Linked DNA regions of Homo sapiens: region 2 is linked to region 1. The links are chromatin loops, found by intact Hi-C in ENCODE. Cell type or tissue: heart left ventricle. All regions are shown on one strand. Each heading gives the region's core, and the rest is flanking DNA. Links, peaks and the distances in the headings are about the cores only.

Evidence for each region. Hi-C counts contacts between places; a loop is a spot of excess contacts. Peaks named below come from ENCODE experiments on the same cell type or tissue, not always from the same donor. Only the 100,000 strongest peaks of a DNase experiment are listed, where the experiment ranks them.
Region 2: a loop joins it to region 1, with 3 times the contacts of the local background. A loop is called at or near these places in 9 of 110 quality-filtered maps.

The regions. Positions count from the first base shown.
Region 1 is chr14:35,228,265-35,231,082 of GRCh38, reverse strand. The region is part of intron 5 of PRORP (protein only RNase P catalytic subunit); the gene reads right to left. All of the region lies in intron 5 of PRORP-PSMA6 (PRORP-PSMA6 readthrough), which reads right to left. Among named protein-coding and RNA genes, the nearest start is that of PSMA6, 63 kb to the left of the region's middle. In heart left ventricle, for the core only: a CTCF peak has its summit at 1,402 (motif pointing left); no DNase peak of the experiment used is centred there.
Region 2 is chr14:35,300,812-35,303,629 of GRCh38, reverse strand. The region is part of intron 1 of PSMA6 (proteasome 20S subunit alpha 6); the gene reads right to left. The region is part of intron 9 of PRORP-PSMA6 (PRORP-PSMA6 readthrough); the gene reads right to left. Among named protein-coding and RNA genes, the nearest start is that of PSMA6, 9.8 kb to the right of the region's middle. In heart left ventricle, for the core only: no CTCF peak of the experiment used is centred there; no DNase peak of the experiment used is centred there; H3K27ac peaks cover 235 bases.

The DNA.
Region 1 (2,818 bases), core at 258-2,757:
CTCTCCCACTCCATCCCCCAGCCACCTAGCTGTTCTCCCGAGAGGCAACCAGTATTATCCATTTCTTCAGTAGCCTTCTAGAGACTAGACATCAACAAGCAAGTGTGTGTGTGTGTGTGTGTGTGTGTGTGTGTGTGTGTGTGTTCTCTTTTCCTGTCTTTACACAGTTGGTGGCATACTGCATAACATTTCTCAGTAGTATCTTAGGCACTACTCCCACCATGCCATGTTTAGGCAACAGGCTTCTTGCATGTCTTCTTTGATTGAACAATACCAGCTTCTCAAGTGTTGTGGAGGAGTTTGAGACCAGCAGACTTGGAAGAAAAGTGTGTTGTAATTAATTGGTAATATCTGCCATAACCATCTATTCCTATTCTGTGCTTTTACCGTATCTTCCACATACCTCTTTCACAAGAATCACCAGGTTTCACTAACTTGAAAAGGCATATCTGAGAGTACGGACTATGTCCTTTCATAATTGTAATGCAGGATACCTACCCAGCACAGTGCCTAACATATAAGTACTCGATGAATACTTACTAAATGAATCCCACAGTCAAAATCCCCAATGTTTAGGGAGAACAAGACAGCTTTTCATATTCCTGAATGAGTTACTTTCTCCCGCTCAAAGATATACTTGATTGACCCTATAACTGTAGATTTGTAATGAAATCATATTTGAAAGCTATGTGATACTGCTTTCCCCATCTCTATCAGAATTTACAGTAATGGGTTGGGCGTGGTGGCTCACGCCTGTAATCCCAATACCTTGGGAGGCCAAGGCGGGTGGATTGCTTGAGTCCAGGAGTTAGAGACCAGCCTGGGCAACATGGCGAAACCCGTTTCTACTAAAAATACAAAAATGAGCCAGGAGTTATGGCGCATACCTGTAATCCCAGCCACTAGAGAGGCTGAGGCAGGAGAATTGCTTGAACCTGGGAGGCAGAGGTTGCAGTGAGCAGAGATTGCACCACTGCACTCCAGCCTGGGCCACAGAGTGATACTTGGTCTCAAAAAAAAAAAAAAAAAAAAGAATTTACAGTAATGACATCTGGCTGGCACTCGAGCTTCTTGAGAAAAAAAATATGTACCCAGAAGTTTACACAGGATCCTATCATATATGTAATCAACTAGTTTCTAATCACTGCCCTCTAAAGAGAAAATGATTGTGTAACATGTGATTTCTGAAACAAAAGTGGGGTCTAGGGAGGTCAGGCGATGGTGAAAGAAAACTCAATGGAAACATCATGAGTGATAAAGAAAGCTTGTGATTGTTTGAAAAAAATCCAGTGAATGAAAAAAATTGACAAAGAACATGTCAATTAAGCCTTTCTCATTAAAGACCCCACCTGCTAATCATTCTCAAAGCTCTTTCTAAACTTACATTTTTCATATAAGTACTGCCATCTACAGGGCATAATGTAAACAAAGTATTTTATGAGGGGTGGGGAGTAACTGAAATGAAAAGGTTGGCATACTATAGGCCAACATCTTCATGCCCTTTTAAAATACCAGCATTAATGGGGAAAAGACTCCCTATTCAATAAATGGTGCCGGGATAGCTGGCCAGTCATAGCAGGAGAATGAAACTGGACCTTTACCTTTCACCATATACAAAAATTAAGTCAAGATGGATTAAAGATTTAAACATAAAACCTCAAACTATAGAAATCCTAAAAGAAAACCTAGTAAACACCATTCTGGACGTCGGCCTTCAGAAAGAATTTATGACTAAGTCCTCAAAAGCAACTGCAATAAAAACAAAAATCAACAAGTGGGACCTAATTAAACTAAAGAGCTTCTGCACAACAAAAGAAACTATTAACAGAAGAAATAGATAACCTACAAATAGGAGAAAATAATCGCAAACTACGCATCCAACAAAAATCTAATATCCAGGAATCTATAAGGAGCTTAAGCAATTTAATAAGCAAAAAACAAATAGTCCCATTACAAAGTGGGCAAAAGACATGAATAGACACTTCTCAAAAGAAGACATACAAGTGGACAACAAACATGAAAAAATGCTCAATATCGCTAATCATCAGAGAACTATAAATCAAAACCATAATGAGATCCCATCTCATACCAGTCAGAATGGATATTGTTAAAAAGTAAAAAACAGATGCTGGCAAGGCTGTGGAGAAAAGGGAAGGCTCATACACTGTTGGTGGGAATATAGATTGGTTCAGTCACCATGGAAAGCAGTTTGGAGATTTTTCAAATAACTTAGAACTACCATTCAACCCAGCAATCCCATTACTGGGTATATATTAAAAATAAAATCATTTTACCAAAAAGACACATGCACTCATATGTTCATCGCAACATTATTCACAATAGCAGAGACATGGACTCAACCTAGATGCCCATCAATGGTGGACTGGATAAAGAAAATGTGGTACATATGCACCATGGAATACTATGTGGCCACAGAAAAGAACAAAATCATGTCCTTCGCAGCAACATGGATGCAGCCGGAGGCGATTATCCTATGCAAATTAACACAGGAACAGAAAGCTAAATACTGCATGTTCTCACTTACAAGTATGAGATAAACATTGGGTACTCATGGATATAAAGATGGCAACAACGGACACTGGGACTACTAGCGGGGAGATGGAGGGAGGAAGGCAAGGGTTGAAAACACTAACTATTGGGTACTATGTTCACTACCTGGGTGAGGGGATCATTCGTAATCCAAACCTCAGCATCGTGCAATATATCTGTGTAACAAATCTGTACATGTAGCCCCAGAATCTAAAACAGAAGTTGAAATTATTTTTTTAACTCTATATTTATTCAGAGTTACATGTTA
Region 2 (2,818 bases), core at 18-2,517, 73 kb before region 1:
CCTCCACAAATAAAAAGTACTAACTCTAAACAAAACAACAACTACCTAAAGACACCACAAAGTCAGATTCTAGAGGGGAAGTCAACAGTTGGGAGAAAGGAATGGCATGAGTTGAGTTTCCCATTTTTGTGGCTCATAATCTGAGAGCAGTAAAGGCTGAACTCCCACAGAAAACTCAGTCTTTTTGGCCTGAAGAACTAGAGAACAGTTTGGGGTAACAATAGCTGCCAGAAAACAAGGGAGAGAAACCAGAGCACTAGAGAGTGAGAGTCCCAACTTCTATATATAAACACTGCCCAAATCTCTAGCAGATTCCATAACAACACACACAAGGCAGACTCCAAGCGGCCTAGTTAAGGATAAAAGAAACCGAGTGAGATTTAAGATGCCACCCAAGAGACAGACTTTGTAGCTTGAGAATAACCAAATTAACTGCCTATTAGAACAAAACAAGTCAATACTCTTTGGAGAAATATAACAGAATCCACAGTCTTCATAAAATAACATTCATAAATGTCCAGGATACAATCCGGAACTCTCAATATACCAAAAAACAAATCAAGTCAAACTAAAAAACCAAAACCAAAACCAAACAACAAAAACCAGGAATATTGTGTTTAATTCTCAAAAAGAACAATCCTGAGACGACCCAGATGTTGCTGTATTAGCAAAGAATTAAAAACAACCATTATAACTATGCTCAATGACATGATGGAAAATGTTCTCAAAATGAAAAATGATAGGAAATCTCAGCAAAGAAAAAATGAAAGAAGCAAAAGGAAATTGTAGAACTGAAAAATATAATACGTAAAATTTAAAAATTCACCAAATGGACGTAACTGTAGAATGGAGATGAGAAAGGAAAGAGTGAGTGAATATGAAAATGTATCAAATGATCCAATCTTAAAAAGGCAGAAAAAATAGTTGAAAAAAACAACGAATCTGTGGGTCTACATCAAAATGTGTAAGATATGTACAACTGGAGTCCTATATGGAGAGCAAAGAATCGGAAAACAAAATCTGAAGAAATAATGGCTAAAAATGTTAAAAATATGGCAAAAGACAAAAAAATTTCAGATTAAAGAACCTCAGAAAACTCCAAGCAAAATGAAAACAGAAAATCACATATAGATTCATTATGGTCCAATGTCTGAAAACCAAAAATAGAAAAAATTTTGAAAACAGAGAAAAACAAATGAAAAACATAAAGAAACTATGACATAATAAGTGTGTGTTGTTTAAACACCACTAAATTTGTAGTGATTCTGGCTGTGTGTGATGGCTCATGCTTGTAATCCCACTGCTTTGGGAGGCTGAATGGGGAGGATCGCTTGAGCCCAGAAGTTTAAGACCAGCCTGGACAACATGGCCAGAAATCAAGAAACAGTAACAGACAACAAGAGAAAAACCAGCTAAGTCAAAAACTGGTTCTTTGAGCCAATAAAATCATTAACCCTCTGGTAGGTTGGTAAATGCATCCCCAAAATATATCTATGTCCTAGTCCCTGGAACCTGTGAATGTTACCTTATATGGCAAAAGCAGGCAGAGGGTCTTTAGAGATGTGATTTTTTCCTAGAAAAAAAAAAATTCTAGTAACACTTGATCTTCAATCCCACATAGCAACTGGCCACAAAGAAAAAAAAAATCACCTAAGCTGAGCAGGTGTTTTGCAGTTTTCCACAGGTCCCACCATTTCCTGTTATCTTTCACTCAGCCTGTTTTACTCACTGGCATTACTTATCTGGTCTGTGTAAGCATTTGTGTCTGTCATCCCTGAACTAAATAAATGAATACATGCTTATTGCTTAAATAATGCAAAAGGTAAAAGCCACAAAAGAGTATCTTCCCTACCACATAAACTTTTGTCTCACAAAATAAAAAACATTTTACATATAAAAAATGCTTCTCAACAGAGAATGCACCTGTGAATTTGCCAGGATTCATTAAGGGGGCCCTCGTTCTTTATATAGACCAGTGCTGTCCAACAGAAATTTCTGTGATGCTGGCAATGTTCTATATTTGCAATGTCCAATATGATAGTCACTAGTCATATGTGGCTATTGAGCACATAAAATGTGGCTAGTGTAACTGAGCAACTGGATTTTAAAGTTTTTTTTTTTTTGAGATGGAGTCTCACTCTGTCACTCAGGCTGGTGTGCAGTGGAGCAATCTTGGCTCGCCGCAACCTCTGCCTCCCAGGTTCAAGCGATTCTCCTGCCTCAGCTTCCTGAGTAGCTGGGATTACAGGCACACACCACCACACCCAGCTAGTTTTTCTGTATTTTTAGTAGAGACGGGGTTTTACCATGTTGGCCAGGCTGGTCTCAAACTCCTGACCTCAAGTGATCCACCCGCCTCGGCCTCCCAAAGTGCTGGGATTATAGGTGTGAACCACTGCGCTCAGCCAAATTTAAAGTTCTTTGTTAAGAATATCATTCCTACTCTTCCTCTCCTACTTCTCTGAACTTCCCTTCTCAATCTTCTTCACTGCTTTCATCTCTTCAGCCAGCTCCTGAAATACTGGTATTTCCCAGAATTCTATTATTTTCTCCATCCCTGGATGATTTTACCCTAAACCAGAGATTTAGCTATAACCTAGATAATCACTACTAATCTGTCATCTCTAGCTCTGGACTTATAATTACAAATGTCTATTTCTTCAAATACCTATGCCTATTAGCCACAGACATGTCTAAAAATAAACTCTTCCTCTTTATAAACCTGCTTTTCTTACAGTCCTTATTTCATAATTGTATTACTAACCACTCAATTTTTCAAGCTACAAACCTGGGTTATCACTCTTGACTCTAACCTCCT